Regions from separate parts of the Mus musculus genome. Here region 2 is linked to region 1. The links are chromatin contacts, found by Hi-C in ENCODE. All regions are on one chromosome and are shown on one strand. The core of a region is the stretch at or near the end of the contact, and the rest is flanking DNA. Distances in the headings are between cores, read along the strand shown. Region 1 holds the start of Mrps9 (mitochondrial ribosomal protein S9). Region 2 holds the start of Wdr75 (WD repeat domain 75).

Evidence for each region. Hi-C counts contacts between places; a loop is a spot of excess contacts on that map.
Region 2: a loop to region 1 is called in a map of heart, with 14 times the contacts of the local background. The contact joins the promoter of Wdr75 here to the promoter of Mrps9 in region 1. A Hi-C loop is called at or near these places in 2 of 37 maps with a recorded cell type or tissue (heart and regulatory T cell).

What each region holds. Positions count from the first base shown.
Region 1 is chr1:42,849,861-42,852,611 of GRCm38, forward strand. Mrps9 (mitochondrial ribosomal protein S9) reads left to right here and starts at 1,373. Exons shown (of 11, transcript NM_023514.4): 1 at 1,373-1,566. The coding sequence starts at 1,432.
Region 2 is chr1:45,793,758-45,796,508 of GRCm38, forward strand. Wdr75 (WD repeat domain 75) reads left to right here and starts at 1,409. Exons shown (of 21, transcript NM_028599.3): 1 at 1,409-1,847. The coding sequence starts at 1,765.

The DNA of each region.
Region 1 (2,751 bases), core at 123-2,622:
CCCTGGGAATGGGATCAGAGAGTGAGAAGAGGCCACAGCAGTTCTGCTACAGATAAGACTAGAGGATTGGATTTGGAGAGATAGAGGGAGAGGTAAAGATCTGGAGTTAGCCTACCTGCTTTTCTGGCCAGCACTGCCTCGCCTCTAACTTATTCTTCTTCTCCAAATACTAGTCCTGGACTTCTGCCACTGAATGAAGAGATTTTCACTAATGTAAAGGAAACAAACAAAGGGGAAAATAATGATTTCCCCCCTTTACTACAAGCATCCTATTTGGAGGGGTTTTTTTTCTTCTATTTTTCTGAAGCTATGCAATTTCTATTTCCCTAGAGCTGTTTTATGAGGTGATAACTGTACGATGCCAGCACTTACTTCATAACTTAAAAAACAGATTTCTAATTTACATGTATAAATATTTTGCTTGTATGTATATGTGTCTGTACATCACAGACATGGTTGATCCCCTTGAAATTCAGAGAAGGTGTCAGATTGTTTAGAGCTGTAATTATAGATAGATAGGTAGATAGATAGATAGATAGATAGATGTGATAGATAGATAGATAGATAGATGTGATAGATGTGATAGATGTGATAGATAGATAGATAGATAGATAGATAGATAGATAGATAGATAGATAGATGTGATTTTCCACAAGAGTTCTGGGGACCAAACCCAGGTCCTCTGAAAGAACATAGAGTGTTTTTAACTTCTCAGCCTCTTACTCGGTCACCTTGATCTCGTTTTCTGAGTATGTTTTAAACTTCTAATGATAATTTCAACATTATCAAATTATTCAATGATAATTTTCAACATTGGAAAACCCTTTAAGAGTGATTTATTCAACCACTTGTATCTGGTAGAGATAACCCTAGACTTAGGGTTAGGAAGTTCAAGTTTCAGAAGGCAAAGACAGTTCCTGTGTCTGCAGCCACTCTTAATGGCTTTAAGGCTCAGAGGCAATCAGGGAGAGCCATGAAGTTGAGCAGGGAGGTGCTTTTCCTCAGCCTGTGGGTCAGACAGCTAAGAGTCAACACAATGTGTTGGAAGCCAGAATGGTTAGTTGCTGGAAGAAGAATGTCTTGAAACAGATCTTTAAAACGGGCAAGTTCAAGGGGGAGCAGAAGGCCCTTGCGGGAAGGCAAGCGGACAGGAAAGCCAGCTTGGATTGTTGGAGTGAGAATAAGACTGTGGAAGGCTTGTCTGAGCGTGGGTACCAGGAACTCAGCTAGGACTACAGCTGCTAGTAAGCCGAAAGCCATGTGCAAGGCAACCTGCTGCCGCGCACCCAATCAGCGGCGAGGGGCTGGACTACAGAACTCCGCCCCTAGTTGCAATTGCTAAGGAAGCGCTTCCGCCTGGGAGGTCTGCGCCTGCGCAGTCTCCAGGCTCCACCCCTTTCCCCTCCCGCCAGGATGTTTCTTACGGCCAACATGGCCGCCCCCTGTGTGTCCTGCGGCCGAGTGCTTTCCCTTTGGTTCACTCCCGCTGTTAGAGCTAGCCTCTGCCAGAGGCCCGGGTACTGGACAGCCTCGGCGGTTGGCTGGCAGACAGGGACCAGGTTCCAGGTAAGGTCCTGGGAGCTGGAGCTGGCGGTCCGTGTGGTAGGGTGACGTGAAGCCGGCCCACCTTCCAGGGCTGCCAGAGCCCTCAAGGTAGAGGTCGGAGGTCACGCTTGGGGATCGGGGAATCGGCCGCGGACGGATCCTCTGCAGCCTCTCCCTGGGCTTTGAGGAGCAAAGGGTTCGGCAGATGGAGTTGGGTGGCTGCCTGGGTCTTGTGATTCGTCCCGGGGAGAAGGGGAGCCGAACTCTGCGCGACCCGGAAGATGTCCTGGGCAGAGTCAGTCTGTGGAGCGAACTGAGACTTTTTACAAGTGCTCTGCGTTTGCGGAATTTCAGTTTTTGTAATTTTCCCGAAACTTGTGTGTGTGTGTGTGTGTGTGTGTGTGTGTGTGTGTGTGTGTGTGACATTAGGAGAGCAGAATTTGACCGCTTCGCTCAATTCCGGGGTCGGTGTGAAGCTGGGATTTCTAGCTTGAGTCTTTGCTTGTCGCCCGTTTAATGTGGCTCATTAAAAGTGGGAGAAAACGAGCTTCGGCTGTAATTGCACTTAAAGTGTCTGTGGCATATTCTACCGGAGATTTCCAGTAGTCCTTTCGGTGGGTGTGCCCGTGACACAGGAGGAGACCTAACTTTGAAGTCCTGTTACCTTGCAGGTTCTAATGGAAACCCAGGGAATAGCGCGCAGATGGTGTCCTGCAAGAGTAGGCAGATGAACAGGCCGAAAGAGAGGTCTCAAGAGATTGAGAACACGCGGTCAAACAAGTGGGGGTTGGAAAACAGAACAGTTTGAGTAGAAAGAGTACGAAATGTTGGAAAAGCAGTACTACCACCAGATATTGCCGAGAAGTTAAACGCTGGATCTTAGAACTGTTTTACAAAATGACTGGCCACCTTTTTCTGTTATTTGATGTTGTAACATAAACCAATTTGTCCATTGATCTGTTAAACATCTGGGTTTCTTGGTTTTGAAAATTGGAAAATGTGTTGGACATTTTTATTTCTTCTATACATCTCTTTGAGACACATAATTGCATATGAGAGGAACTGTAGCATACAAAATATGTTTATTGGTAATGATTATATGGGCAGGTGGCTCTCACTCTCCTATATTCTGAACCTAGTGTACCCTTCTTCTTTCTCTTTATTCTTATAATTATGTGTAAACAAACACATTTTACAAAATGAGCC
Region 2 (2,751 bases), core at 159-2,658, 2.9 Mb after region 1:
ACACAAATTATAATTTTATTGGAAATGTTAGTAGATTAAATTTTTGCATGGAAAGAATCCTTTCACGAGTTTAGTAGTCCAACTAGCCTTTGTCCAATCAGAAAGCCTCATTCTTTCTTAATTTAAACGAAGTTCACCAAACAGTAAAACAACTGAAGTAAAAACTAGTTTGATCATTTATTTTCTTCATTGTCTCAGAATATAATAAGCATATATCCGATCTCAAAGTTTCCAAGTTTAAAGGATGTATTACTTAGACATCAAGAGTCTAGGGTGGGATGGGGGGTTAAGCTCACTATGTTCTTCCACTATGAAAAAGCATACCATAATTATGAAAAAGAAACTCTTTAAATTTGAGATAAAAACAGAATCAGTATCTTCCTGTCTAGCTCTGTCTCCCCAAACTATGAACCCAACAAAAACTAATCGTCTCTCTCTCTCTCTCTCTCTCTCTCTCTCTCTCTCTCTCTCTCTCTCTCTCTCTCCTGCCTAAAGATCTATAGATGTTTTGACCCTTAGGATTATATTTTTCCTGCTATGAATCAGCATAAAGTTATGGTGAATTTCAAATGTATCAAGAATCTGCTCCTGTTAGGGTTAAGATATCAGATGCCCTTCCTTAGGGGTCGTTAAGAGCCAGCACAATGGAAAATATTGACAAACGAACGGTTCAACACAGATATGCAGCAACCTCGAATACAAAACACAAAGTGTTAAGAATCAACATCCTCAGAAGTGGATGCTCACAGTCAGCTACTGGATGGATCACAGGGCCCCCAATGGAGGAGCTAGAGAAAGTAACCAAGGAGCTAAAGGGATCTGCAACCCTATAGGTGGAACAACAATATGAACTAACCAGTACCTCCCGGAGCTCTAGCTGCATATGTATCAGAAGATGGCCTAGTCGGCCATCAGTGGAAAGAGAGGCCCATTGGACACGCAAACTTTATCTGCCTCAGTACAGGGGAACGGCAGGGCCAAGAAGTGGGAGTGGGAGGGTGGGGGAGTGGGTGGGGGAGCGTGTGGGGGACTTTTGGGATAGCATTGGAAATGTAACTGAAATAAATACCTAAAAAAAAAAAAAAAAAAGAATCAACATCCTCAGAAGTCAGGGCTTCTGAACAACAGGAACTGAACAACTGGAGCAAACCGGACATCACTGCAGGAGCCCTGACACCAAGGTGTACTTTTATTCTGGAGTCGAAACTGCATTGGCAAGTGTGGCGTAGATGCTACAGGAACTTAGCGATGCTCATAGAACCGCCATAAAGAGCTAAAGCGCCCCACTTCAGTTACCATTGCAAGAAGACGCTCTTTGAACCCCGCCCCCTCCCAAAAAAAGGCAACGGAGGGGGGTGGGATAGGAGTAGGGTGACTGCGTCATCTTGCTGTCGCTCAATCACAGTGACAGAAAAGGCAACGGCTTCAGTAGGAGAAAGGATGTTCACTTCCGCTTCTGGCGGAACCTTTAGAGTCCGGTAAAAGAGGCCGAAGAGAAAACTCTCTTCTGTATCGAATAGCTGTAGCGGCATCTGGTATGATTTAACTTTGTGCGTGGCTGTTGGGCTTTACTCCTTCTACAAGGGTTTTAATTTGACCCTGCCCAAACTAAAGATGGCGGCGTAGGCGTGGAGCCGACCATAGAGTCTCCAGGCTAGAGAGGCCCAGGCGGGCCGCGGGCGGAAGAGTAGGGCCAGGCCAGTCGGCCTATGAAGGAAGTTCGTAATCCGGCCGGTGCTCGGTGCTTCCTGCGCCTGCGTGAAGATGGTAGAAGAGGGAGTCCGCGTGGTTCGCTGCGGCGGCAGCCGGCTGAACTTCAGGAGGGCCGTGTTCTCCGTGGATTCCAAGTATGCAGTAGGCTGCGGGTCAACAGGGCTCCGGGCACCGCGGGCCGGGGAGGGGAGTGCCCGGCGCGGCGCGGCCCACGGTCGGACTGCGAGGCTGGAGTCCGCGGCGCCGCGCAGCGCATGGACCGACCCGGAGCTCCCCGGAGCCGCCCGGCTTTGCTGCTGTGTCTGTGTGCCTTGCACCCAGGACTCCACCTGCGGGAAGGTTGGCGGTTACAGGGGCAGGTCAGGTGTCTACAAGGGACTAGGAGCCGCTCGGTTGGAAAATGGTCACTCTCTCCGTATGTGCACCGGTCTGACCATGCAGACTAATGTTCACGTGTGGAACGTTTTGGACTTCAAAATCATTAATGATTCAGCCTTTTTCCCGCAGAAAAACATCATAATTACCAGGCTCCTTTTTTCCTTTTTTTTTTTTTTGAGTTTTACATAAAAACAGATGTTAGATCTGTAGGAGAAAGTGTCTATATGCACACAACTTTTACAATAGTGGCTTTCAGTTCGCTGCTTGTCAGCTGGCATTGTTGCTGCCACGTTGTATCATCTAGAAGAGGTGTGTAGTAGGGCTAGTTTTTCAGAGCACTCTGAATGTAGAGATACTTAGGCTCAGTTGTTTGAATGCTTGATCCCCAAGAGGAGCAATTATTCCTGAAGGATTAGGAAGCAGACCCTCCTTGGAGGAGGTGTGCCAATGGGGCAGGCTTGAAAGGTTCAAAAGCCTAATCCATTATCAGCTCTCTGCACAGGGATGTCTCCTGTACTGCTCCAGCTCTCTCTCTCTTTCTCTCTCTCTCTCTCTCTCTCTCCCTCTCTCTCTCTCTCTCTCTCTCTCTCTCTCTCTCACACACACACACACACACACACACACACACCCATCATGGGCTCCACTGTGATGGTCATGGAT